Linked DNA regions of Homo sapiens: regions 1, 2, 3, 4, 6 and 7 are each linked to region 5. A link is a loop called in an ENCODE intact Hi-C map of the cell type or tissue named here. Cell type or tissue: PC-9. All regions are shown on one strand.

Evidence for each region. Hi-C counts contacts between places; a loop is a spot of excess contacts. Peaks named below come from ENCODE experiments on the same cell type or tissue, not always from the same donor. Only the 100,000 strongest peaks of a DNase experiment are listed, where the experiment ranks them.
Region 1: it touches region 5 in a loop (14-fold over the local background); 44 of 110 quality-filtered maps call a loop at or near these places.
Region 2: a loop joins it to region 5, with 3 times the contacts of the local background. A loop is called at or near these places in 6 of 110 quality-filtered maps.
Region 3: it touches region 5 in a loop (8-fold over the local background); 92 of 110 quality-filtered maps call a loop at or near these places.
Region 4: it touches region 5 in a loop (6-fold over the local background); 5 of 110 quality-filtered maps call a loop at or near these places.
Region 6: it touches region 5 in a loop (7-fold over the local background); 92 of 110 quality-filtered maps call a loop at or near these places.
Region 7: it touches region 5 in a loop (10-fold over the local background); 7 of 110 quality-filtered maps call a loop at or near these places.

Annotation. Positions count from the first base shown.
Region 1 is chr11:15,814,210-15,818,209 of GRCh38, reverse strand. No RefSeq gene overlaps it. Among named protein-coding and RNA genes, the nearest start is that of LINC02682, 95 kb to the left of the region's middle. In PC-9, no CTCF peak of the experiment used is centred here; DNase peaks (open chromatin) are centred at 1,509 and 1,809; H3K4me3 peaks cover 715 bases; H3K27ac peaks cover 4,000 bases.
Region 2 is chr11:15,965,723-15,969,722 of GRCh38, reverse strand. SOX6 (SRY-box transcription factor 6) reads left to right here. Exons shown (of 16, transcript NM_001367873.1): 16 at 1-3,274. MIR6073 (microRNA 6073) reads left to right here and starts at 102; the gene lies at 102-190. RefSeq lists an enhancer at 3,717-3,866. In PC-9, no CTCF peak of the experiment used is centred here; DNase peaks (open chromatin) are centred at 142, 2,422 and 3,972; H3K27ac peaks cover 2,326 bases.
Region 3 is chr11:16,604,703-16,608,702 of GRCh38, reverse strand. It overlaps a transcript of SOX6 not described here. Among named protein-coding and RNA genes, the nearest start is that of C11orf58, 130 kb to the left of the region's middle. RefSeq lists enhancers at 580-1,079, 1,080-1,581. In PC-9, a CTCF peak has its summit at 2,313 (motif pointing right); DNase peaks (open chromatin) are centred at 912, 2,272 and 2,582; H3K4me3 peaks cover 4,000 bases; H3K27ac peaks cover 2,265 bases.
Region 4 is chr11:15,901,319-15,905,318 of GRCh38, reverse strand. No RefSeq gene overlaps it. Among named protein-coding and RNA genes, the nearest start is that of LINC02682, 7.6 kb to the left of the region's middle. In PC-9, no CTCF peak of the experiment used is centred here; DNase peaks (open chromatin) are centred at 1,878 and 3,398.
Region 5 is chr11:15,648,150-15,652,149 of GRCh38, reverse strand. All of the region lies in intron 4 of LINC02751 (long intergenic non-protein coding RNA 2751), which reads right to left. Among named protein-coding and RNA genes, the nearest start is that of LINC02751, 97 kb to the right of the region's middle. RefSeq lists a silencer at 1,747-1,836. In PC-9, CTCF peaks have their summits at 1,790 and 1,992 (motif pointing left); DNase peaks (open chromatin) are centred at 1,619 and 1,909; H3K4me3 peaks cover 398 bases; H3K27ac peaks cover 1,057 bases.
Region 6 is chr11:16,611,851-16,615,850 of GRCh38, reverse strand. It overlaps LOC105376571 (a long non-coding RNA gene), which reads right to left and starts at 3,047. Exons shown (of 4, transcript XR_931086.3): 1 at 2,637-3,047; 2 at 1,351-2,136. It also overlaps a transcript of SOX6 not described here. In PC-9, CTCF peaks have their summits at 1,823 and 2,027 (motif pointing right); a DNase peak (open chromatin) is centred at 2,020; H3K4me3 peaks cover 971 bases.
Region 7 is chr11:15,767,793-15,771,792 of GRCh38, reverse strand. It overlaps LOC105376567 (a long non-coding RNA gene), which reads left to right and starts at 3,317. Exons shown (of 6, transcript XR_931071.3): 1 at 3,317-3,575. In PC-9, a CTCF peak has its summit at 778 (motif pointing left); a DNase peak (open chromatin) is centred at 2,432; H3K27ac peaks cover 1,584 bases.

The sequences.
Region 1 (4,000 bases), 170 kb before region 5:
CTACAGCAGGAGCTTTCTTCTAATGTTGAGCCTACATTCTAACTAAAGAGATGAGACATTATGATGTAGGAGAAAAAGTGATGAACTTAAGATACCGATTCAAATTCAAGCTCTTCCACTTATAAAATCTAAGGGTTTCATTTTCCGCTTTTGTGAATAGATAATTAGATTCGAAGGTAAATAGATTTGAATTCTTAGCCCAACTCTGGAAGCAGTGGCTGCTGTATTGAGTAGCATCATGAGGTCATGTTGATGTTTGGTGAGGAAGAGTATTATGAGAGCACAAGAATGTTTAAATTCTTCTACATGAGACCCTGAGAGGTAGAGATGGGAAGAAGATGGAAGAGGGAGAAGCATGACAGAGGATCCCAAAAGATGGTATGGCAGAAACAATGCTGTGTTCTCATCAAATATAATTTTCCTTTTGGGACCACTTATAGCTACATTTCCCAGCTTCCTCTACAGTTGGATGGGGCCATGTGACCAAGTCTGGCCAATAGAGTTGGGTAGAAATTATGTGTGCCACTTTATGGGTTGGCCCCTGAAACATCCTGTGTGGTTCTCCATACCCAATTCTCCATGCTTGTTTTCTTGTCTCACAGCTGGATGCAGAAGATTCAGAGGTGAACTCCAATATAGAACCACTAGAGAGGAGACTGGATTCCTGGAACACTGCATAAGACTTTCCTCTAAATACCCAACTGGACTGCCACTGGGATTTTGAGGTTGTTTGTTATAATGTTTAGCCTCCTCTGCCTAAAAGACTATGGGAAGCAGAAAATGATACAAAAAGTGGTCAGAGGACACCCCTAATGGTGGAATGGTAAAGGTCATTTTTGGTATGGACATGCCTAAAGTACCTAAGTCCCCTGAGAATTTGCCATAGACTCATGCAAGACGTAAAATGAGATTTTGACTCATTTTTGTCTAGACGCTAAGGGAGCAGAGAGACTCCAGCTGATCTCAGGGTTACTGGGACTGAAGGTCTCAAAACAAACCAGCAATCTCGACGACACTGAAGCATAAACCTCCCTGAGGGCCTTGCCTGACTCTCAGCCTGGCCCCCATTTGCCACCATTCTCTCTGTCTTTCTCTGATTTTTCAAGACCATCCAGACCACAAGAATGCCATGCTCTAGGGAATCTTGCCTGTCAAGAAATTCAGAGGCCCTGCATCCTTTAGTGATGGGGTTAGCGTTTGGCTCCAGATAAGCAAAATAAGATGAGATCTTTGTGGAGCAGGGCAGCCTATCTGTCGTCTTTGGGAATGGACCTGCTTGTGAAACAAAATTGGGTTGTATGAAATTCCTGGGATAGATACTTGTCTATTTTCTTAAACTGCATTTAGAGAAGGTTGAATTGGCCATGATTAACTCCTGATGAATCAGTGCCAATGGACAGTGGAATGGTTTCTGTTGGATCAAGTTTCACTTCAGCTCTCAAAGAATACATATTTTTAGATGTGAATTTCAGATTCAAAGTCTCCTTTTGCTATGATTTTGGGAGTCTTGCCAGGTGGATGTGTTAACTTTCCAGACCAGTGGCTGAAATCTGAACCATTGTTTTCCTTTGAGATTGTTTGTCAGACTCTTAAAGTCTTGGGGCAGGGGATTCCAGATATGTCTCCTATGCTGTTCACAGTTTGTGTGCTCTCACATCCAGGGTGATTTAGTTACAGATTAGAACCCAACACCTTCCTGCCCCTCCACTCCCTCCCTAGGCATCTCCTAAACCAAGGACAGTGGCAATTCTCAGAAACCCAGGGTTAGTATTTTCCATTTAATGAACTTCAAGCACTGGGAGAGTACTGAGAGACCGCCTGATGCAAACTGGTTGCTTAGCAGCTGGGCAAAATAATGCCCACAGAGGTGAAGCAATATGAAGAAAGTTATACAGCGAATCTGAGTCATAAACAGAAAGTGAAAAATAGTAGGATGTTTTTAATATACTGTAATTTTATTACAGTGCATTGTAAAAGAGTACAAGTTGAAGTGAAGAATAAAAAATTTTAAAAAAGAGTTTGGAATTAGAATATTAAAAAGAAATCAATAAAAGATATCCTAAAAAGAAGATTCATGAAACTCCCTTCTCAAATAAACAAAAATGAAAAATATTGAAGCAAATATAGCAGACTAAGCCATTCGCCAAAATTAGGGAAGTCATATTCTGAGAGTTGTGAAAAATGCTTTTCAGATTCAGAACAATTTGGACAGTACTGAAAGTAGATGCCTAGCACAAATGCCTGACTCCCCTTAGCAACAACATTGCAGTAGAGCAGGAAAAAAGAGAAAGAAAAGCTGAAATTTGCTCATAGTCCAGATTTAGAAGCACAGGGGTTAAGATGCAGGTTGTTCCAGGGAACTACCTCCTATAAAGAACCTTTTCTCCAGTGTTGATAAAAATGCACTATAAAATCTTGGCTGGAATTGCTGCCAATGTTTCCTCTGACCTTTAGCAGGACAGATGGCATGAGAGGCATTGAGGGGTAATTTCTTAGGATTCACTGCCTGGGCTGATCCAGCAGCAGCAAACACAGGCTTAGTATGGTGTGGAAATCAATGCACAGCTAAACTGATTCAAAATCATGTGAGAAATAGGGACAGCAACAAGGACAGCATCTTTTATAACCAGTCACCCTGAGAGAGGAGCACACCCAGATTCAAAGCTCAGCTTCGTTCCTCCATGAGACAGGGGAACTGAGTCACCAACAGAGTGGTGCTATCCTCAGTTACTTCCAAAAATTACAGAGAAAGAAAGCAAAGACAAAATTCTTTAATTGTGGTTATACAAAACCCCAGCTCCTTGTCCACACCCTTTGGGCACTTCAGTGACTAGGCCAAAGAAAAAAAAAATTCTGGTGTTCCAGCTCATATTCCAAGGAAAAGATTCAAATATTGCTCAAGACAACAGGAAATCCACGCCGACTCAAGAAAGAAGCAGCTTCAGATACAATGGCTCTGTTCAGAGACAAATGAAAAGAAATTCCTGCAGTAGGAAACCACAATAAGAATTGGAAAAAATAAACACATGCACAAATAGATGGAACATTACATGCAAAATACAAATAGAGCAAAATTTGAAGGAAGATATAGTCAAGGAAATAGAAAAACATGTTAGCTGCAACTAACTCACATCCTAAAGAAAAACATGGACTTTATGGAATGAGAGATATATTGATGATTACACAACTGATTAAAACAGAAAGCTGGTAGAAATGAGGAAAGATAAGAAGAGTGACAATAATATTCTGTAAATTTTAAAATAAAGTATTAGCTCCCAAATACCAGAATTAACACCTGAAAATATTAAGTCAGTGGTGTGGAGACAGGATTGAAAAATAACAGAATGAATAACAAATAAGAAAAGACAAACATATCCACCAATATTATAATATGATAGGGAGAGCAAAACATGGTATTTAAAGAAAAGGAGCACTTCAAGTGGAATAGAAATATAATCTAAGACCTAAGAGAAGAAAACTTCTCGGATTTGAAGGAATAACTGACATTCTAGTTTGAAGGGCTTTCCTTATATAAGGAAACTTAAAAGAGAAAAAAATCCCACCAAACATAGCCTAATGAAGCTATTAGATTTCAAAGAAAAGGAAAAAATATCTCTTCTTAAACTTCAGGAAAGTTGCATTACTTAAAGGGAAAAGTAAGTCAGGTTGACTTCAGGATGTCAAAAAAAAAATTGAACAAGAAACAGAAATTCTATAACCAGTTAAGTTACCACCAATGTGTAAAACTAATAGAAAGTTATTCTCAAATATTTAAGTCTTGGGAAATATTTAACCCATGTGAGCTTCCAGAAAAATCTACTTGAAGATGTAGCTCAGACAACCCCAAGATTTTTAAGAATAGTGAAAGTAAAAGTGTTCAAGAATGAGAAAATCTGAGTACAAAAGGGCTGAATTGGGCATTAAGTATGAAACATAATTATGCCTAAAAACTGGAGTGATTATAGTTAAAAAATCATTTGTAAAGATTATAGCTTTTTTA
Region 2 (4,000 bases), 320 kb before region 5:
TTTTCTAATTGTGTAAATATAACATAGAAATAGAATTTATTTTTGGTTCATGAATACTTAGTGAGATATAAGTTATGTATTTCCTTTTTGTTCTCTATCCATAGATGTTGGTCCAAACTGAAAGTTGATGAGTCACTGTGCCTCTCGGGGTAGTGAGTTATCAGCTACAGTGAGAGAGCAGTGTTTGGCCTGCAGCTGGGACAGCAAAACGTTTCACCAGGGTTCTCATGCAGTTCAGAACCCACTGTCCACAGATCCAGACATTTCCCTTTTTTCTTACAGAAAGTTGATGATTGGACATACTAAATTTCCACTACAGTTAGGAGACAGTCAGTTTGCTTTGGGAGTCTACATAAATCTTCTAAGATAGTTCTGTGACCATTTAATAGCAAGAAGCATGAATGCCACTACAAAGGCAAAAATCCACCTCTGAGATCGGCCGTTAATAAACGTCCCGTCATGTCAGTTTAGATTCAAGAATGTTAAGCAACTTTGTTTTTGCGGTGCTCCCTATTTCATAGTATCTTCAAATCAAAAATAAAAATTATCTCCATTTTGTTAAAGAACTTACAGGGTCAGGGTTCTCCTTGTCACTTAGAATTGGGACACTGCCAGGCAATCCTCTCCCAAAAAAAAAAAAAAAAAAAAATAGCCATATGGAATGGAAGGAAAAGGAGAAAAGAAGGAAGAAAGGAAAAAAGTAGGAAGGGAGAGAGAAAAAAAAGGTCGCTTTGCGGATACGAGCCGCTAGGCTGACAACTTTTCTATTTCATTGGCAGATATGAAGCAGTGTCTTTTCCAGTAAGGTACGGAAGCTTTGTTGTTTTCATGTGTACCCAGCTCAGCCTTTTAGAAGCACCTCGGTTTGCTTCATTAGGTATTTGATACTCTCCAGCCTTGTCCTCAGGCCTGATTTGATTTGCCAGGGTCCTGACACCAAAGCCCAGGCCAAGTTCTAAATTCAGGTGTGGGCTCACAGTGCTATTGAGCTTGTCGAATTCTGGCCTCCCCTGAACATTAGCCCCACGGGAGCCTGAGGGTGTTTGAAAAGGGCGTGATCACTCTAGGGCTGAAATTAAAGGCTGCTTTCTTTTCCTTCTGAAGCCAGGCTGCTTCTTCGGAGTACACCCTCCTGAGCCAGGAGCACAAGCACTAGCAGAAAGCAGGGATTGTTTCAGGAAAGCCCATTTACCCTCAGTAGGAAGGCAGCCTGGTCACTTGAACAGCACAGCTGAGGCTGCTTCTCTCAATTTACTCATTTTGCAAAGAATTGACCTCTACCAACTCATTAGGGAGAGGAAAAAGAATCACTTAGTAATTTTAAATCATATGAGAAGTCCTGTACCAAGTGCCAACAACTGCAAAGAAATGCAGCTAGAGGAATGTATTGAAATTACTACTGGGTCTTCCTTTTTAATGAGAAAATGACAAAAATGGTTGCTGTAGCCCTGCCTGATTTTGTACACGTTTGTCTAAGAATTGAGTTGGCACTTAAGCTCACTTCTCAAAGTATAATAATATTGTATGACCTCATTTGTCCTTTCACAAAAGCACTTGCATCATTTCCTTAAGTCATCTGCTCCCTGACATGTTTTCTTCCCTAATAAACAACTTCTGTCTGTTATTCCTGCCAATGATGTTCTGTTTCTGATGCCATATCCTATTGAGCGTGCCCCTGTACTAATATCATTGAAAATATTGATATGCAAACACATTTCCTTTTCATCCCCATTCTATCTTTCCCTTTGGGGACAGATTGCTTTCCAAAAGCTCATGAACAAATATTTGGAATGCTGGTACCTTTGGGGCAGAGGTAAGGGTGGGCGGGGTGGGGGCAGAAAGGTAATGCTTAATGCAGATAACTCTTCTAATCAGTGTCCATGGCAATATGAACGCTTGAAGAAAACTCAGTGACATATCTTGCTCAGTAGTTTCTTATTCCTGAAGAACCACAAGCATAAAGTGAGGCCTCAGTGCTGGTGCTCTTGGAGTATGGGGAATGTGCAAATATTTAACTGTTTTGTATGCTGCACATTGCAGGTCTGCTCATGTGCATTCTCCCTTTGTCTTCCTTTGTCATATGTGTTTTTGCTTTTTTGAAAGTGCAGTCTTTATTGTACCCTCCTCCAGCTTGTAGCAAATTAGAATGCTTAGCATTTATGTTCATTCATTATTGTATTTGCCATGTAAAATTTTTATTACCTTAGACAAGCTTATAAGCTGTTACTACATAACTTATCTTACTGTAACTCTTTTATTTCCCCCGACGTTGTAATTTGTTTGTGATGTATATTGTGAAATTGTATTCTATGTTAATTTAATCAGCACAATTCACTGACATGCTGGACTGACATGCTGGCTGCTGTTTCAAAGTGTAAAGTTTGTGTAGGGCTGTTGGGACAACTGCAACTCTGTTGTCAAGGTACTGTGCTTTGGTTCCTATAGCAACACTGGGTGTGGCCCTTGAATTGCTAAGGGCATTTAATACATCCTGGAGCAAATTTTAACTGCAGATTTTCTTTGTAGAAATTCTATGTATAATGCAGGTACCTACTTGGCCCATGGCTGGTAACTATTTGGGCAATTAGAAAAAAAGAAAAAAACATAAAAACTAGTGTCTATTGCTGCTTTGAATATGTTTGAAAGTCTGAAAATGTAAATAGTTTATCAAAAAAAAATCTTGTACAGTCCAGTGTAAAGTTTTTAAATGACCTTAAGGGTTGCCATCACATCTTTCTCACACTCTCCTCTTGATAATAATAATAATAAAAAGTTTGCTAAGGATTAAAGAAATGGGAAAAATAAAAAAAATCTCTTCAAATTTACAGGAATGAATCATTGTTCTTAGCTTTGTTGCATACACAAACTTCTTGGATTTTGTTGTGCAGTATTGACGTGAGATAAAGCTCAACATTGAATAATCTTTCAGTGGTACTTTTCAAAGTCTTCCCCTCCTCTGCCTCATAATTAAGGGAAAAGACAAAATTGAAAGACACACTGTCTTTATCTATCCTGGTGTATGTTGGCACCTTAGCTACTTTTTTTTTTTCCTTTTTGCACAAGGTGCTTTCCTGATATGTTCAACATGCCATCTTTGGGTGATAATGTATATGCCGTGATGGGGCTCAGGCCCCTTAGGGGAGTGTCTATAAGAACTGCCTATTTATGCTCATTTACCTCAAGACTGTCCTCTCTACCCTAATCTAGTTGTCATCACTCCATCTTTTGTACTGCTGTTGACACTTACAAATTAAAGATAAATTTTGTTTTATGACCTCTGTGTATGGCCTTGTCTGTGCCCTGCAAACTGTCCCCACCATGGGGCCCCAGCCAGCCCTGAATGTGCCACCCTCTTGCTGCTGGAGCCTGCAGAGCTCTCCTGCCCTCTGCCATTGCTTCTGCCTGGCCCAAGGGTAGGTCTCTGAAAGACATGGAACCCCTTAGCCTGGAAAGACTTGCCTGCTCTTTTCGTTGTGGAGCACACCTGGCTGCAGCAGGAAATACTTGTGGATTTAGAAGGGAGGAACGGGATACAAGGTGGATTTTTGTCAAGAGAAGATAAGAGAGCATGGCATTGCCTCTTTACCTGACTTCTTCGTGTCAGTGAAACAGCTTAGAGCCTTTTGGAGTATGAACAACTCTCAAGGGCCAGCCTCTCATCTGACGCCACCTTCTACGAGCCTAGCAGCCAAGAGTGGAAAATGCTGCACTTATGGAACCTTTCCCTCCACTGTGGTTGGCAGTAGTTGGCTGATTACTCAGTACCTTCTGCCTCAGAGAAGAAAGAGCCCATCTTTTTGTCCAGCAATGAGTTGCATCCAGAGTGAAACTCGGTTCCCAGTGATATCAGCTTCTAAAATGTTGCCAAAGCTATTTCATTGTGCTGAGTCTGAGTGGGGACGGAAGGTGGGTAGTGGGGTGAAGTGAGCAGGGCCCTTAAGGGAGACTTGCCACACCAGCCAAGCCAGTCCTGTGAGTCTAGAGATGAGTAACCAACACC
Region 3 (4,000 bases), 960 kb before region 5:
TAATTTGAATCCATAAACTATATAATCCATATGGCCTCCAGAACACTGCCACCTACATATGTTAGGAATCTCCTGTGTGAATTGCTTTTTCTTTTTTTTTTTTCAACGCCTCCTCCTCCATCGTTTAAAATGTTTCTCTTCCCCCATTTGCTGAGATCCTACTAAGTGGTGTGTTTTCATCATCTCTGCTTCCTTCATCTCTTTCTTTTCTCTCTTTTGACTACTTCTTTTTTTCGTTTTCCTTCATCCTTCTTATTGTTCATCCTAATATCCACCCTTCTTGTCTTCTCCCTGGCCTGCCTGTCCTTCCCCTTCTCCGTTTGTCTCGTGACTCGCTTTTGTGGTCCAGTTCTATCTCTTAGTACTTCTCAACATTCAGCCCATGCCTCCTTCTGTCACCTAACTTTTCCAAAGCACAAGCTACCATTCATACATTTTCCTTTACCATTTGACTTCCTCACTTTCTCCAGTTTGCTCCTTTTTTTTCTCCCCGAGTTGCCTACCTTTTCCACGCTACAGTTTGCCTTTCTCCTGACTCCTCCTCCCAGCAGCCCTAGCCCCAATAGAGCTCTTTTGGTCGTTTTCCCCTCAGCCTGCCTCTCCCCCACCTAGTACTTGTCCCCATTCTCCTCTGACCCCGACTTTCTCTCTTCTTTGTCTCCTTCCAGTTCTCCCCTAGTAGTTGCTTCACCGTCTCTTTCCAGGCGCTTTCCCCAGTTCCAACCTCTGGTCTCGCCGATGTCTCTGCCCTCCTCTCTCTTTGCGGCTCTCTCTTGCCTTTGCCTCCCGCTCTCCCCTCCTTCTTCCCCCGGCCCGCCCTCCTCCCTCCCAGCTTCTCTGCCTGGCTCGCTGCCTCCCTCGCCTCTTGTCTCATCTTGCCTGTGTTGTCTGGGAGGGGAGCCCAGCCTCCTCTCCCTCGCTCAGATCAATGCCCTGGCCACTCACTTTCTGATGTTGCACGACGGGAAATGCTTTGAATACTTACGACATGGCCGCTCACACTGATTGCCAAGATTGACAGCACTAACCATCGCCTTCACTTGTTCCAGGGTGAAGCCCCTAGTCACCCCGCTCCGCGCGCACCTCCTGGAACCCCGGCGGCAAACTTCTGCCGCTCTGCGCTGCCCCCACCCGGGGCGGGACACCCCCGCAGACTTGAGTTAACGGGCTACGCCGGCCGCGGCGCTGGGGGGTTCTGTTCCCTTGCTCCCCGGACTGTGACAATTGACCTAGCACCGACTCCCCTTCCTTTTAATTTTTTTTATTTGTATCTTTCCCTTTTTCTTTAATGCCATTTACTCCTGCGGCGCAGCGCACAAGGAGCCCTCCCGCGCGGTACCATCCTGGAGCCCGCCCAGGTAACCGGGACGGAGCGAGCGATCTCGAGAGCGAGGGAGGCAGAGCCAGGGCGCGCGGCCCGCTGTGAGCTACCTGTTGGGGCGCCGGAGGGGGCAGGGGGCAGGAGCCCAGGGCCGGGCCGCCGTCCCCCGGCGTCTTCCGCTCCTGCCCTTCCGGGCACTCCAGGGTTAGTTTCTGTGAGCTGGGACCGAGGGGCTGGGGCAGGACAGGCAGAGGGACGAGAGCCGAGCGAGCGGAGCCCCGAGAGGGCGCGGGTGGCCGGGAGCCGCGGCTGCCGGGCCGGGGCGGGTTTGCGTACTTGGCTGGGGAGGGGAAAGGAGGAGGAGGAGCGGGAGGAGGGCGCTCCGAGGGGCCGACGCGGAGGGGGAGTGGAGGGAGAGAAAGGGGCCCGGGCGCCCGCCGCTCGCTGGTGGACGCGCTGATCCCGAGGATGCGTCCCCCTCTTGGAGAGTTGCGCCTTGTTCCGGAGTGACAGATCTGCGTGGCGGGGGTCTGTTTTTCTCCCCTTCACCTCCCCTCCAAAAAATCCACCCTGAGAAAACACATGTTGTAGCCGTAGATAACTGTGCGTAGGACATTAAGGCAAAAGGGCAGGGACAGGGACACAACGCAACCTTTGACAACAGAAAGCTGTTATCGCCATCCTAAGTATTCGTCCGGAAATCTGTCTGCCCTCTCGGCCCACCTCACTCCTCCACCTCCGCCTCCCCGCATTGGTATTCTAATCTATATAATTGGGAATGATGTGAAAAAGAAGTCAGGTGGCTTAGAGAATGAATTTGTAAGTCTCCGTGAAGTTCGAGGTAGGTATTTCATTGAAGTTCGCTCAAGTGTGTGATAGAGGAAGCTTTTGTGGCTGCGTGTGTAGTCATCCCTCCTCGTTCTGTGAAAGCAAATGCGTGTCGGCTTTGAAGGTTCAGATGGGACCGCTAGGCGGTAATGCCCTCCGTGCCCACAAGAGGGCAACATCCCGAGGGCTTTGTGAGCGCTGTATCTCTTGTTACCGCCGCAGGCTTGGGTTTAGAGAAAGTTACACTGAAACTTTTAAAAAACTGATACCACCTCTTATTTCGCGATACTAAAAAAAGAAAGATATAAAGGAAAAAAAAAAAAGAAAAAAGAGGGAAGTAAAGAGAGAAGAGAGAAAGAGAAAGGCAGGCAGCTAGCCTACCCCGGGAGAGCCCTAGTCACACCGAGACTAGGGGGAGGGCTGTTTTAATTGTGGGTTTGGCCGACTGACGACTGGAGTGCCCTCCTCGGCTGTCTTAGTTGTAGCCGGAGGTCATGTAAATCGACCTTAAAAGAATGCATAAGCCATAAATTAAAATAAACCCTCATCCAAGGGCTGATCCATACGTAGACAATATCCAACCTGGACAAAACGGGCTTCCCTTGCGAGCCGACCTAAACCGCATCCCCCAAAGAATAGAGACTAAATGCAAAGTAAGTTTCCTAGCAAATATTTTGTTTTCTTGAAAAGTGTTGGGTTGATTCGCTGTGTGACTGAGACGCCACAGTGTTCGGAGCGCTTCAGTGTCACCCAGGCTCTGGGTGCGGGAGGTCGGGAGGACCCGCTGAGCTTCTGGGCTTCTTAATGCTACCCCCACCCCACCCCCATTTCGGTTTGGAAACTTAGGCTGTTTGTGGGGTTGACACTGGTTGAGGGCGGGCGGGAGTCGAGGATCTCCGCCGCTCTCTCGCCGGGATAAAGTTTACTCGGAGGAGTTCATGAAGAAAACCCGGGTCGCTAGAAAACGCTTGCGCTCCCTCCTCCCACCCTCACCCCACCGCCGCTCCGCCGCAACTTTTTCGGGACACCGCTCGAGTTGCCTCCAGCTCCCTCCGCTTGTCGCCCTTCCTTCCCCCTCCCCCCGTTTTTGGACAGTACTTTTTAATGATCTTTTCAGGAATAAACAAACCGAATTCCAAGCCCATCCGAAATCCAAGGCTGACTGATCTGTGGTCCTCTTTACCCTGGCCGCGAGGGCAGTGGTGCCTGACCTGGCGGGAGCGGGGGCGAGGGGTAGTTCAGCCCCGCCGGGCGCGGACTTCGCCAGGGAGTCACCCGGCCGAGCGCACGGTCGCCGGCACGTTTCTTCCCCGCCCCGCGTCCCTGAGCCCAGCCGGCGCCCTCCGTCCTTCTCGGCGCCCTGCCGGGGCCCCGCCACCCGCCGTTCCTCTGCAGCCGGGGCCGCGGTCCGCTGCTCCCGGGCTCGGCCCAGGGCAGGGGGCGGTGCTGCCACCCGCCCCGGGACCCAGCCCGAGCCCGGCCGCTCCCGCGGGAGCTGCTTTCTTCCTTCTCCCTTAAAGGGCCGGGCAGAGAAGGGAAAGGGCTTGTGCAAAGGCTGCTGGGGTTGTGCTCCGATGCCGGGAGGAGCGGCCCGGGGCTGCTGAGGGCAGATTAGCTCGGTGCCGGGCTGCTTCCCCGGCGCTCCGCAGAGCTTTAAGATAAAAAGAATTGGTGTGTTCGGAGCAGATAAAAGGTGGCAGTCGCCAGCTTGTTTTGAGTTTTATTTACGGTCTCTTAGGCGGACCAAGTTTGAAAATGTTGTTTTGTGTGAATTGTCAGATATTGAATGCAGCCCCTATTTGGGGACTAAAAATAAGTCTTCGACTGAACTGGCGGGGCTGGGCTGTTAGC
Region 4 (4,000 bases), 250 kb before region 5:
CACTTGCCTCGAAATAGGCTCTCAGGCAGACATTGCAATGATGGAGGAAGCTTTCAGGGAAGGGTATGTGTGGAGAGTGGATGCTTCAGGCCAAGGGAGGCAGAGAGGCTCTGGGGTTGTGACATCTGAGACAGGACCCAGAGATGTGGATGCTGAAAGGCCAAAGGCTATGGGAGTGCAGGAACCTTCTAATTACAGCAAAGTCCTTTCATACTTACTCCTAGCTAGTATGTGCTTTGCAGAGGTCTATGGGTCTTAACTCAGAACTCATTTCTCTACTGCCTCTGACAGCCAGGGGCCACCATCTTGTGCAACTCCAGAGCACTATTCCATACTGAGTTCAATGGAACCACAGCGTCGGGAAGTAAGGAGCGATTCTCATAGAATACACTAGGAATGCGCACCCTGGGGTTGTGCGGCAAGGCAGCATTGATGCGAGCAGCTCAGACCCAGGACAAGATGCCATGGGGAACTTAGCTTACCCTGGGCCTGCACAACCTGGGGTTCTGTGCCATCCACTGATGCAACTCAGGAATGAGTTTTATTGTTTCTTGAACAGAGGAAGGAGTGGAGTTGGAAGAGGGATCTTCTCTATTGATGCTGATAACCCACTGACAGTTCTTAGTTCTTCAGGGGGCAGTGGGTCCATGCGCAGCTTGGAGCCATTAGTGTCTGTTCTTGAGACCCTCCTGTCTTCCTTACCTTCCTCTGACCAAGCAGGCCTCCAATTCAGGCCTGGCTTCTGCCTTTGAAACAATGAAAACCAAGATGGCTAATTTAGGTGAACTAAAGATTTATTAAAAGGATTTTGAGAAACTTGCAGAATCTCTAGAGGGCCAGAGGACTGGCCTGGAGGCCCACAGTGAAGAACAACATCCAAAATCACTTTGCAGAACTGACCAGTCCAGGGAGAGCACCTAAACCTTCACTGCAGGCTCTGACACTGCAGTCAGTGACAACCTAAGTGCTCTCCCTGCTCCAGATCCCAGCTGGCCCCAGAAGATTAGCCCTGGCTCTTGTGGAACTTGAGTGTGGTGGCTACTGCTGCCCTCACTGGAATGGGTTCCAGGTGGCGTCTGCTTGGCTGCATCCTTTGCTTTCGATTCTGTTTGATGTGGATGATCCTGATGATCAAAGCATGGTCAGGGGCTTGAGTTTTGACTGCAAGAAGGCTGGGAAAGTAGAGGTCTGGCTGCATAGAAAGAGGTGGTCTCTGCCTCCGACTAGGACTCTGAGTGGGGAATTCCATAAACACAGGGGGGAATGTTCAAAGGTGACAAATGACCACTGCAGAGGTGTGCAGAGCCTTCTCAAAAGAGCAGCATATACATATGCTCCCAAAGGCAGGACTAGATAAGCCCAGCATACCGCGATGCCCCCTTTCCCCTCCTGCCTCGGCGTCCTCTCGTTTCCCCACCTCTTTCTCTGTTGAGACCTGCAGTCAGATGTTCTTACCTCCTTGACCCTGGAAATCATTCTCTTTCCCACCCTTAAGTTTGATCTCCAGCCTCCCCACTATGGTCCTACATTATTATTTTTTTTTAATTTGGGAATTTGAGCACCTTTAAACTTTGAGCAGATTCAAGGAAAGCTCTCCTCTGCTTGATCCCACAGTTCAGGGTGGCCACAAAGCCTGTTCTGTGAGCAGAGGCAGAGGGGTTGCCCCTCAGGGTCTGCTGAGCTGCCTGCAGCTGGCTCCTCCCTAGTTTGGAGTGACAGCAACACATCTGGCCCAGGTGAACGTTCATCTTTCCCAAAGATAACACAGACTGGTGTCACATGCAGAATGTCCAGAAGCCCTTTAGCTTGACTTTGAACCTGCCCCCTGGGCAGTGCCCTGTAGGCAGGATGGAGCCTTCCATCAACCTGACCTAGGTTAGGAGAGTTGGTGCTCTGGCTGGGAATGAGTCACCTCTCTTCTGGGAAGCATGGCCTTGGGGCATGTCAGGCACGTTCTGTCCCACACCCACCCATCTCCCACTTCTATTAAACAGTGTCTTTTTCCTCAGGTTATCCCACTACTCCACTGCACCCAGCACCTTCTTTTAAACAACATATTATTTTTAATTTTGGAATATAAATGTCCTTTTTTATTATAAAAGTAATGGATAATCTATAAAATTCAAGCAATGTATAAAACTGTAAATTAGAAAGTGTAGAGTCCTCTGACATGGAACTTTACTTCTTAGATAATCATTGTTAAATTTTTTTCACTCTCCGTATATATAAATGTACACACACACACACACACACACACAAACACACACAAACACACACACACACATGAAACACATCCATAGAGGGAAAGATGTACACAATACGGTGTTGGTTTTTAAAAGCCAGTTTACATGACAGTCTGCGTCTGCATTATTTTATATCTGATTTTGGTTAAAACGAAATGGACTATCTAATAGAACGTCCAACCTTTGGATGGGCTGCCGCCCAGGAGGAAGTGAGCTCCCTGTCGCAGGAGGAATGTTAGCCAAGACTGAGCAGTCAGGTACAGAACTGGAAGGTGGACCTGAGCCGCAGCTCTTGTCTGTTTAGCACAATTGTTCTCGGGGTCCAGCAGCTAACAGGATCAAGCATTTTAAGCTGTGGTCGGCCTTATGGAAGGAGGTGAAGGAGAGGCACACTGGCTCAGCTCTGAGGGGCCTGGCCCTGGGTCCCTCCATGGTGTGGTTTGACTGTTTCCCCACCCAAATCTCACCTTGAATTGTAATAATCCCCACATGTCAAGGGCGGAGCCAGGCGGAGATAATTGAATCATGGGGTCAATTTCCTCCATACCGTTCTCGTGGTAGTGAATAAGTCTCACAAGATCTGATGGCTTCATAAATAGGAGTTCCCCTGCCCAAGCTGTCTTGCCTACCACCATGTAAGACATCCCTTTGTTCTTCCTTTGCCAGCTGCCATGATTGTGAGGCCTCCCTAATCATGTGGAACTGTGAGTCCATTAAATCTCTTTTTCTTTATAAATCACCCAGTCTCGGCTATATCTTTAGTAGCAGCATGAGAAAAGACTAATATACTCTATCACCCCTTCTCTCTCTACCCTACTGACCTGGCACAGGGTAAGAGTGGGGCTTTCTTCCTGGGGGAGCCCCAAGAAGTGGCCAGGCCTGTTGGCCTCCCAGAGCATATGGTCCCCATGGCATTGACAGTTCCAGAGGCCAAGCTGGGGGGTTTCACAGGCCCTGGATCAAGCTGGGAGGTAGGGGATCAGCAACTGCTTATCAGTTAGTGCCTCACTGGTTTCTTCCCCATGAGACACTGAATAAATATTTGCTGAATAAATGGCCCACTGGCGCATGTCACCTTGTCCTTAAACTCTGGCTCTAGCAGGATTTCTGAGTCTCAGGGAGTGTCCCGCTCAACACACTTCAGGAAGTAGATCTGTTTGCAGGAAATGGCAGTGTTCTAACCTCAAGAAACTCAGGCTTTCTGAGGAGGGAGGCCCCACTGAGGTGACCTGTCCTGTCCTGTCTGATGCAGGCCTCTGTCGTGAAAAGGTGGGAGCAACTTATGCTTTCAGCTCTGTGAGGGACATTTTCAGACTCACGGCTTCCTGCAAGGGACAGAACAAGACGCCCTGAGAGTGAGCTTGCTGTCCACAGAGGTGTGCGAACAGGCCAGCAACCTTCAACCGTGAGGTTGGGCTCCTCCTCCTTCACAGGGCGGAGTGGAGTGAGTCGTGAGGAAGAGAGCTCTTGCAGTCTTGGGGTCTGGGGACCATCTCCAAGGTTTCCCTTTCATTATGTGGAAGGTCTGCCCATCCCCTGTCCTCATCCTCTTCTCCCTTCCCTGGCCCTGCTCGAGGGGACTTGTTTCCTCCCTCCCCACTCCTATTTTTCTTCTTCTCCCCACAGTTCCCAGAAGTGGGACCCAGGCCTCCAGCTGCAGCCTGTCCAGGTTCCCTATCGGATTATAAAGCTTAACATTTTTGTGAAGGAAGAAGAAAGCCTTCCCTCTGGAGAGCGATAAGAACATTCCATCCTCC
Region 5 (4,000 bases):
TTATTCCCTAGTACTACCTGCAAATACTGCCAGGTCTGGGTATCCTGCCCTAACCCCTTCCCCAGTTTCGTTTTTGCCAACTCCCAATGACAATCCTGCAACCTCACTGCTCCCTGCTCCCTTGCTGATCCTCTCCTGCAGCCTTCGCGATGGGTTCAGCGTTCTTCGGCAGCGGCTCAGAGCAGCCCGGACCTCCTCTCTTTCTCTTTCTCTTTCTTTCTCTCTCTCTCTCTCTTTGGCATGGCCTGAACAATCGCCTCACTCTGTTAGCAAGGCCATCAGAATTTCTGAACACAGTCACAAAATTTATATCCCTCCAACTGCCCCGATATAAACACTACCCAGAGGAAAGGGAGGAAAGGTCTCTTTTCTCTAAAATAAGGAGACGCAATTTAAAAAAAAAAAAAAAAAGCGGGGGGGAGGAATCAAGATTCATTTTTAAGCAATCTGGACATGTGTTAGAGGATATTGCTGAGAACAATTAGGGATGTATGAGTGAGAGGTTTATTTCTCACTTGCTTGTCAGGTCAGAAGACAATCTGTTTATTTTCCTGCTACAGTTTTATTCGATAAACTGAAAGGATGGGAGCTAGGAAAGAGGGTATGAACAGGATGTGTGCTATCAATTTGTCAAATAAATAATCGTGCTTGGAAACAACAGATTTTATTAATTAGACAGGATAGTGTATTATTACCATTAAAGTGTTATATTGCATTAATTTTTATATTTTACTCCGCTACTAATTACTGTAAAAGATTTCGGGAATGAAGCAAAATAAAATCATGCCGCATTATACATAATGTAAAGATAGCGTGAATTAATTTGTCGGCCGCTCCCCGTCTGCCTCCGGGAGAGGAAGAGGCATGGAAGGGCCTCCGCTGCTCGGCTTGCCGGCCGCTCCAGAGCTCTGCACCAGCGCTGCTCCCGCCTTGTCGCAGGAGGCAGCTATGAAGACCTAAGGTTCAAGACCCGGCTCAGCCGCGAACTTGCTTGGTACCCTTTGGCAAATCACTTCTCTGAGGCCTCGGTTTCCTCTTCTGTAAATGTAAACATCCCTTCTTTTTTTTTTGCCTTACGGGGTGGTTGTAAAGAGCTAACGAATTCCCGAGAGTAAAAGTGCTTTCAAATGTCAGAGGTGGGGAGACGGGTTGAAATCCAGTACAATAAGAGTAGGTAGACAGAGGTGGGGGGCGTCCGGAGTTCAGACCCTGCAGGGGCAGGTCTGGTCAGATTTAATGCTCAGAGGCTGCCAGGGCAGGGGGCCTGGAGAGTTAGGGCTTGGGAGGGAATTAGGGCTCTCCAAGGCCATCCAGCGGTCGTCTCAGCCACCCCCTCACTGCACAGTGCCTGGGAGCGGGGGCCCATGGCCACACCCTGGCGTAGCCGAGTTCCTCACTGTAAATGCAGACTAGAAGACACCCCCGTTATCCCCAGGCGCTCACACCAGGGAATCCCCCACTGGGTATTGGCACAGTGGAAAAAAGCACGATTCTCGTCAGACAGGACCAGGTTTTAATAACTGCACAGCCACGCAAGAGCCATGTGGCCACAGCCAGTCCCTTAACCTCTCTGAAGGGCAGTTTCTTCCTCAGTTAAAAAAAAAAAAAAAAAAGTTGTTTGCTCAGGAAGAAAATTCCCACGCTGGGCACAAGTTCTGGCTAAGGAGTCGGCGGGCTGGGCCCTCACGAGGGTGCCAGGGTCCCCAGGGCTCCCCATGACAGCACAGCCGCATGGGGACCAGGAGCCCCAGCAGAGCCCTCCCCGTCCAGCTCCATCCAGGCGCTGCCTCCCGGGTCCTCGCTGACCTCCGCTCGGGCAGAAGCCACCGAGTCCCAGGGCGGCCCCCAAGCCCCACCCCGGGGGCGCGGTTCTCCCTCGCTCGGCGGCCGAAGCCCAGCCACGTTTTTCTCCAGGCTGGGTCTCCGCAGCCAGGGCCAGGCGAGGGCCATTTCTCACGACCCGCTGCCACCTACCGTCCGCAGCGGAGAACTGCAGGCCGAGCGCGGCAGGCCTCTGGGAAGCTGCCACCCAGATGGACCAGATCCCCAGGCGGCGCTCAGGCCTCTCGGCCTGGAGCCCCAGTTCCCAATGTGTTCCGGATACGTGTTGCAGCCTTGTGGGAACAACTCAGCTGGCCACCTGAAGCCCTGATGCTCTGGCTTGCACTGTCACTGGGGTAACTGGACCCCTGGGGACACAGGGGCACGAGGGCAAGCCACTCCCTCCCCATCCGGCTATAGTCTCCTTTAGAGGCCTGAAAATCCTGCCCCTGGGTTTGGAGGGCTGTCTCTGGCTGCTTGAACTGGACCTGATGTAGGGCTTCCAGAGACAATTGTCCCGGTTTCCAGTTTCCAGAGTTAGAACTTCGCCTGCCCTGCAAGTCTGACCTGAGTCTGAGCTGGGCCTGCCTTCAGCTTTCTCCGTATTCTCTGGATCCCTTATGTGACCCTCTCTTGGGGCATGGATCAGGCAGCCCTGCAAAATAGCATGGTCCCAAATCTTGACTTCTCCACTCACAAGCTAGCTTATCTGCGGTAAGTGACTCAGCCTGACTAGGAAAACTCCTAGTTTTCCTCATCTTTAAACCAGCAATATCAGTAGTAACTTCCATATACGGTTGCCATGAGGATAAAATGAGTGAATATATATATACAAAGGAATTAGAACAAGGCCTGGCACACAGTAAATGGCTTATACGTGCATAGTAGTGCATTATCCAAGCATTAGGGATTATCTGTGTCGGTGTTATCTGTGTGCCTGTCACAAGACTTCCATTTGATTGTGAACTCCATAAGCATAGAAATCATCTCTGATTCAGCCATGAATCCTCAGCTACTTGCACACAGAAGGATGCAGTACCACTTATCCATGCATTCATTCATGCATTTAATAAATATTTATTCTACTATGTGCCAAGCACTGTGCCCTGGGGTTACAAGCATTAATAAAGACAACGACCCTTCCCTTATGGAGGTTATATTGTTTGGAGAAGACAGAAATAGAGCAAACAAGTAAGTCGATAAAATGGGCACATCTTGTAGTAAGTGCAAGAAAGAGAACAGCCAGACTCTTTGAAAGAGAATGAAGGAGGAGGAGCATGGAAGAGAGCTTTTGGATGGTCAGGGAAGGCATTGCTTCTAAAGGCCTCTGAAGAGGCGATAATTAAGCTGAAACTTAGATGAAAAGGAGGAAGGGGTATAGGCAAAAGATGGACTGCATCTTATATGAAAAGGATGCCTGGGGTATAGGCAAAAGATGGACTGCAAAGGAGCAGGAGGAAACTTCCCAAGGTGATGGAAATGTAACGGTGGTTGCCTAAGTGTATTTATAAAGTTGTCAAAACTCATCAAACTGAACCCTGAAAAGGAGTGAATTTTATTCATACAAATTATGCTTCAGGTTGGGCTCAGTGGCTCACGCTTGTAATCCCAGCACTTTGGGAGACCGAGGTGGGTGGATCACCTGATGTCAGGTGTTCAAGACCAGCCTGGTTAACATGGTGAAACTCCGTCTCTACTAAAAATACAAAAAGTAGCTGGGCCTGGTGGTGTGCACCTGTAATCCCAGCTGCTTGGGAGGCTGAGGCAGGAGAATCGCTTGAACCTGACAGGCAGAGGTTACAGTGAGCTGAGATCACACCATTACACTCCAGCCTGGGCAACAAGAGTGAAACTCCATCTCAAAAATAATAATAATAATAATGATAATTATTATTATTATTATTATGCTTCAATAAAGCTGATTTAAAAATAAAAGATGGTAGCCAAGTAAAAAATCAAGGAAGAGCATTCCAGACATAGGAAAAAAGAGCTGATGCGTAGCCTCTGAAGCAGGGAAAATCTTTTTGCATCCTAGGAAGGCCTGTGTGGATGAAGCAGGGTAAAGAAGAGGGAAGGTAGCAAGAGATGAGGCAAAGACATGACATCCTGGACCTGGTGGGGTTAGGATTTTATTCTGTGTGAACAGAAAAAGCCCTTGATTTGCTATCAAAAGTCCTAA
Region 6 (4,000 bases), 960 kb before region 5:
GTAAGAGAAACAGTTAGATGATGGATAGAAATTTCACTTTTCATCTGGATGTTTCAGAAGTGTTAGTTTTGGCCGCCTTAAGCAATAAAGCAACGATTACCTTAATAAATAGATATATTTTCAGATAGCACTTCAAAAATATTAGGTCTGGTATTGTTAAAAATATAGCTGACATGTATGTTTTTTGGGAAATTGGTAGGAGTTTACAATGTTCTGGTTTCTATCACATTATTTATGGTGGTTTCATTTCCTTATATTTTGCCATTCAATATTCTGTTTATGGTAAAATGGAGAATATAGACTGAATAGTGACAACTCCTATGTTGTAGAATTTTTGATTAAAAATAATGGAATTGGTCCCTGACTGCACATGTGATTTGTGTTCCAGTTTTGTAGTCACTGGATTTGTTTAATTCCTACCCTGGCTTAGTTTCTGCCAGTTATGTTAAACTTCATGTGTATATTTTTTCCATTTAAGATAAAATGAACTGCCAGGATTATGTATGGCAAAACCAAGAGCGCTCTGAGTTAAGGCTCTCAGGACATTGTACAAGTCTAATGTTCTTGTATGAGGTTGGCCTACCCCACTGCAACTAAGAAATGAGATGATTTGAGGACTATTACATACTTAAGGTTTTCATAGTGGATTAGAATAGCATTACTTAGCACAGGTGTTTCTATAATTGGGATTCCCTGGGAAACTTCAGTACTGTTCTCGGTAACATTCAGCTTTCCACATAAATGGAAGAGCTATCCAATGTTAATTTGATAGGCTGTGGCATGAAACAGGGAGTGGGGTCCGGCTTGGGGGCCTGTTGCTTCTTTTATTGGAGAAGACATTTCTTGTTGTCCATTAGCATCGGGTTGCTGTGGCTATATTTTTAATTTTTAATTTATACCATTATTTATTTATTGTTGACCAAAATACTGAATGGGCACGGCCAAAGTCAGCCAGGGCTGATTTATGCTCATATAAAACAAAATAGTTCCCTAGTGTCCCATTTTCTTGAAATAAATAGAATTCTTCTCAATTTATAAAGTATATTTAAATAATGTCTATGCATCCAAGTAGCAGGGAAATGACTGAGGAACCCATGGGGCACAGTTCACCGAGGAGGACCTACGGTGTGGCCTTGCAGATGTCCCCAAGCCTTGGAGGCAGTGACCAGGAGTAACAAAGAACAACCGCGATAAATTATTTCAGGATTTAGCTAGGAGGTTCTTAAGCCTGGCATTCTTTTAGTGCAAGGCGTGAATATAGGAAGAACGGTGAGCGAAAAAGGCTTCCATAGGGGTAGGAATGGGAAAATAGAAAATCATTGATATAATTAATAATCATTATTATTTTACCTAATCCATTGTTAGACACTCAGAAGGACTGATTTCCTGAGAAATGGGCGACTATAGAGCTGGGAAATGTTCAGCTCTCGCAGCAGGCGGCCGGGCTGCCTGAACGTCCTTCTCTTGCACGCAATTCTCGTCTCGGAGACCTCCGTTTGTGACCTTGGGTCTGGCCGCGTCCCTGAGTCCCTTTGTCTACTGTTCCGAAGGTGGAGAGGAAGCGGGAGATGAGTCCCAGGGAGTACGGAGTCAGCTCTGAGCCGAGGTCACCGCAGAAGGGAGCTCGGTCTTCGGCCAGGACCGGAGCAGTTGGTATGCCTCTTCGAAGCTGCCCCCACCCTCTGCCACTGCCCTGGGAGTTAGTGTTTGGAGTTTCGGAGCCGCAGCCCCTGACTTGGAGCTGCAGACTCTTTGGCCCGAAGCTTTATACTTTGCTGGGAGAGTTCGCCTTCGCTCGATTCCCGGCTATTGGTTTCAGCTAGTTGGAAGTTTTAGCTCTCACTCCTGTCAGCCCGAGTCTCTGAGGGCAGACGGCGCCTAGCGTGGCCCGCCCGCCCGCAGGGCGCCCTCCCTTTGCTTCTCTTTCAGGCGGTCCCGGGAGGTCGCCAAGGCTGCTGGGCCAGTGTCAGCTGGGTTCGTCTCTACAGCCCCTAGCTGGGCGCAGTCTTCCCCTCGACCTCAAGGTGGCGACTTAGGCACGTAAACAAAGCTCGGCCAAGCCTGACCGCCGGCATCCTCGCAGTTCATCCACGGAACAGTCTAGTTTCCCCGATGCTCTGGAGCGGGCTGAATTGACTGTAAAGGGACTTCCGTTTAGATGAGGAGTTCGGCCAGAATTTCAGAATACGCGCGTGTCTGTGTGTGTGCGTGCGTGTGTGTGTGCTCGTGGGTCCGCGCGCGCGCGTGGAGGCAGCGGGAAGTGGTGATGGGGTGGAAACCCTTGGCCGAACCCGTTTGGGACGCCGCGAGCCTCCTCTCCATCACCTGAGCCCTCAGGCCGAGCGACCCAGCGGGCTGGGGCTTCGGAACCACTCTGCACCGAGAGATGTCTCAGAGTGCGCAACTGGCAAGACAGAGGCTCTGGTTGCCGCCGCCAGCGGTAGAAGATTTGCTAATCTCGTTTTAGTGACACCCATAATTTATGAGTGGAGAGACCTGAAAAATAAAGCCCCCGCCGTGTTTGTGCCCTTCTCCAGGGTGCATGCCGGCTGATCTGAGTGGCAGGGGTAGTTGGGGGTGGGGAAGAGAGACACAGACAGTGAAAGAATAAACGTGAGGCAGTCACACAATCTTACCTCCGGGACGAAAGGACACGGTTCCTAGAACTGAGATTTCCATAGCCCGTCTGCATCCCAGCTGTTTTTCCCGTAGGCGCTTTCCTGCCTAACACCGCCTTCTGACTAACTTGGACAAGGCTTGAGCTGCCCCCCTCCTTTTTTCCTCCCTTTTTTTCTTTCCAGACATTCCCTAAACTCAACCCAGGGCAAATCCAGAAGTCGGTACAGTACAGAGCTTCCATTCAATCGTGGGGGGGAAATCCCGTTTACAGTTTCTCTTAGGCAGATGGAAGAAGTAGATGGTTACAGGACTTTGGCAGGGTGCGTGGGGATGGCATGGCGTGTTAGTGTCAGGGAAGCGCGATTTCTCTTAGGTATTGGTGCTGCAGGTAAGGTTCCCAGATTCCAGCTGCCCTTGTGCAGAGCTGCAGTGTCGGTGAGAGTGGAGGGTGATCCGCGTCTCATTAGAGGGGAATGGAGGAGGGTGACGTGGGGGAGAAATGGACCCTGTACAGGCTCCGCAGACACACATTGTCTTAGTTCGTGTCTGTGCCGCTCCACGCTGCCTTTGGGAGCTTTTTGAGCAAGGTAGTATACTCCAGGCTTTTTCTCCTTTTCTTCATCGCCATCCCCCCACTCCCAACCCCGCCCCCCCGCCTCAATGTGTTTAAAAAGAAGTGAGTACCCTTCTAAAATAAGTTAAAAATCTTTCTCTGACTTTCCATTTGAGATGCCAAAAAGATTAAATAAATGAAACTTTATTTACGGATGAGTTTATCCACAGACTCAGCGACTTCTCTGGTCTTTGGCCTTATTTTAATTCTATGGTGGTAATTACCCTTCGTTTCTTTAAGTGTAATAGATTTATTGCCTTAGAGACTATGCACAGTTTGATTGAATTATTCATTTTTTTCTTTGGTGTAGACTGCATCTGGGGACTCTGATGTGACGTGTAGATTTTTTTTTTTTCAGGAACAAAGGGAATGTGGAAATGAAAGAGAGAGGGAGAGAGAGGCTGGCAGATGTAATGAGACGCGGTGAAGGTGTACGCAGACTGGCACTCCCACTCCTCCCTTCTGCTCTCACTGCAGCCCTGGGTAACTCGCAGGCTAACACAAACAGCTTTTCTCCCGCAGCCTGCCCTCTGTCACTGTAAGTACATCAGCCTTCTCTTATCAGCATGCAGATTCCAGCCACGCACTCCCTAGCCTGGCTTTGCACCTTAGACAGCAGAAGCGCATTTAAAAATTAACTTTCCTAAGCTAGGAAAGGCATGTCTGTAAAACTTATTTTTGATTTATCTTTATTTTTCTTTGGAAAAAAGTTCATGCATTTTTACCACTTTTCCCCACCTCCTTTGTGGCGGTGCTCTGCCGCTACTG
Region 7 (4,000 bases), 120 kb before region 5:
TCAGGCAGTTTTAATTGGCCTCAACTCTGGTACCTGCTTTTGTGACCTTGGTAATCAGCCCTCTTGAAAAATCAAAACCCCTCCAGAGTCTGCAGCTTTATTTCCCAAACCCTCACTCTCCTCATGCTGTGGGTCACTTGTACTTGGTCAAGGGAGGCCTGGGGATTCACAGCTCAGGTAGTCTCTTGCTGTGATTGGATTGGGTCTTTCCTGGTTGGAGGTGGCAGCCAAGGAGATTCCTGGACAGCACTGTCCTGGGAGACTATTTGACCAAAGCAGGGCACATTCACCTCTGATGTGAGTTTGTACTCAGGCCTGTTATTCAGAGGAAGCATCAGAAAGAGCGGGGGCCTGAAGGGACCAGGAGATCACGTGCGGGTGACTGTTCAGGTGCTGTGGAGAATCAGGAGATACAAGAGAGGATTAGGCAAAAGAAATCTATTAAATAACAACTCAAACAAATTATTGGAAGTGAAGGACCATTTTTATTCCAGAAAAAGCAGGCTTTGCTAGAGCAGATTGGATTCAGGGCTCCGCATGGCATGTACATATGTACCTCTGTGTGTGTGTGTCTGTGTGTGTGTGTGTGTTACTTGTGGGAGGAGAGGATGAAACACAGCAAAGTGACCCTGAAGTCACTGCACCTGTCCCTTGTTTCTCTAGCCCACCTGCACCCAAGTGAGGAAAATTCAAAGATATTTGGTTATGAACCTGGAAATGACCCTGAATCCCCCACCAGTTCCCTCACATCTCTGCCAAAGACCCATATGACTCACTGGTGCTCCCTGGTGGACATTTGGGTTCTGTGGCTCCACCTGGGACATTGACCCAGTGTTTGGGCCTCTCTTGCTCTCATGAAGAAGGAATGAGGTATCATTGCAGCTGGAATTAGACTGCAGTGCCCAGATACTGCCCCAGCTGAAGTGGGTAGGGCTTTCCTCCCTCTGGTATCTCAACTCTTTATTTTAGGCTTCTCAGAGGAGGACTTTGCTCTTCTCATACACACTTTTGTGACTTGAGGGTCTTGGGGCTGAGTGATTAGAAGACCTATGAGGGAAATCAACCACTGTCTCAGTTCAAAGTCCACAGGCCCCTGGATTCTCTCTACATCACAAAGCAAGCCCTGTCTACGTAGGTAACCCTGGAGAGGCCAATTTGGATTTGGACTGCTGTTCATAGCCTGGGGTCCTTGCCATAACTGATGGGAGCATTCTCAAGGGCTGGCAATGCCCACCAGCCCAGGACAGCTCCATCCAGCTGTCTCACCAGAGCAAGTGTCTCCTGACCTAAGCAGGACTCCCATCCCCTAAGAGGGAGTGTGAGATGTGGAAACCTGGAATGGAATCAGGCGACCTAGGTTCAAAGCTCTGGCCTCTCCTAAGAGTGTGACTTTGGCCAAATCATTGAATCCTTCCAAGTCCCATTTTTCATGATTACAGAAGAGAAATAATAAAATACCTTCCTTACAGGGTTGTTGTGGGAATTAGAGGTGACATGCTTGAAGTGAATGGACTGGTGCCCAGCGGGTCATCACAAAGATAACAGCAGCTTCCATATGTTTAGTTGTTCACTAAATGCCAGACACTAATAAGTTCCTTACATATTTTGGCAAGCCCGGTTTTCATAGGCCATGTAATCATTGAATTAAATAAATGTAACTCTTTTGTTCTATGACTTCATTTTTATTAATTATATGTTTATATAAGCCCCCGTTCTGCATGATAGATATCCAATTCTAGTACTAAGGAATCTGGGTCCTCTCAGGGTTTTCTAAGTTGCTTTGGGTTTAAGCTCAATACATTCAAACTTGTTGCCTTTCTCTTTTTCCCCTTGGTGTGGCATATGCATTCTGGTGTTGAGATGTATCCTGGCATGGGTATGAGTTGAGAAAAGGCTGAGGTTCTGGCCCACAATCATTTTTTTTCCAATTATGGTGGCTGCCAAGATGTGACTCCTGGTCTTGGTCACTGGCACCCTCTCCCAGGTGTGTGGGCACTGCTGTCCCACCTGGTCCTGGCTTCATAGTCTCTCCTTTTCTCTGATATGTCATCTTTCTCTCCTAATTCTAATGCCATCCCATGCTACACAGGGGGAGCTGGCTATTTTCCAGTGCTGTGCTGGGAATACTGGAGACTTATGGGTGTCCAGGACCCCTGCCTCTGGAGCCCCATGGAACTATCTCTGCTATCTGTTCCTGGGCCCCCATGAGTTGCCATCTCACAGAAGTCCAGATGGGAGCACAGTAATGGACCCTTTCCTCTGTATCCACAGCTCTCCTGACCGCTTTTCCATCTCTGCAGCTGACACCTGTGGAGGGGAGGTGGGGCCCAGGGGAAGGGCCACAGTCCTTTGCTTTTTCTCTGGCACTCTCTCCCCTCCTCCCTACCTTGGAAAGTTTTATGGGTATGGGTAGTGAGACTGGAAAAACTGGTTCTGCTTGATCACATATTCTTCTAAATAGTTTCTGTCTTACTTCTGGACTGAGAGCATTGAACTTCAAAACCAAGAATGTGATCCCTTTGTCGTCTGGTCCTACCATGACAGCTTTCCTAAAGTAGTAGGGGCTTTAGTTTAACTGCCCCAGTGCGGGTAGGTTGAGATGGAAATAGGAAATGCAAGGTGGATGGGTAAGGAGACTATCACCATCTCACTGCAGACGCTAATCTTATTTAATCTTTCAAACAACCTTATGATGCAGTTTCTATTATGAAACTCATTTTACAGATGATAAGCTAAGGTTCAAAGAAATGACTTGGCTGGCTGATTCCATTTATTCAATCAAAAATATTGATAGAGTGTCCACTATGCACCAGGTACTGTTCTCGGTTTTGGAGAATACAGCAGTGCACAAAACAAACAAAACTCTTGTCCTCATGGGGCCTACAGCCAAGTGGGGTAGGTAGAGTAGGGCACAAACAGTAAGGAAGAAGATCAACAGGTATGTGATATAGTTTATCCCATGGTAATAAGTTTTAGGGATACATATAAATCATGGAACGAACATAAAGAAAGCAAGGAGGATATGGCTTCAAACAATATGGCTCACCAAAATGAATCAGGTGAATAATCCCACATCGGAGGGGAAGGAATCTCAGAAAGAGGAAAGAGCAGGACAAAGGCCCTAGGCTGGGAGTGTACTTGGTTCAGTAGCTCTAGGAAAAGGGCTGGGATTTGAACCTAGTCAGTTTGACTGCAGAGTTCATGTACTTCACCAGCATCTGATAGGGTTCAAGTTATGATAGTCATTGTTCTGTCGCTTTCCGTGGCTCGATGTTAAATGCCCTTCCCCTTTATGAGTCTTGGTGAGTAGTTGAAAATGCCAGAGGCTCTATTTCCTAGCATTTTACAGCTCCTATAACTGTAGAATGGTTGTAGGTCACAGGTATAACCAATGAAAACACAACCTAAGATACAAATCAGGAGCTACTGATGCAAAGAATGGGGACCAGGAGGAAGAGTTTCTTCGAGACCTGGTGGTTGAAGAGCAGTGGATCATTCTTGGCTGTGGTGGGAGAGGTGCTGAACGTTGTTCACGCTGGCTATGTCATGAGTGGAATCTATGGCGTCAAGGCTAGGTAAGGCAGGGTTTGCATCTGCACTTGACCAGTTCTGTGGTGTGACCTTGGGTGTTCTTGGCTACATAGCCTTGAGCCGGTTTCCTGACACTTCACGGCCATTTGTTGAACTAACTATTATCCATCTGTTTACTCCTTCAAAAGCAACATAGGTTTTATTTTTAGTTCAATAAAAAAAGACTAGATGACAGAAACATTTTCTTTTTCATCCCTCCACCCTATCCCTCAAATTTAGACTTTGCAATTTTTATAAGGTTTGCATGATGATAAATAAGAAATAGAAATGTTATTAAAATTGAAGTGAATTTCCTTTTGGGCTGTGGAAAATAATGAAAAAGCTATTTCATCTGTTTTCTTTCCTATTTCAAAATATAAAATGGAAGATGAGGCTGCTTGCTGTTTTGACATTGTCAGGCATGTCTCAT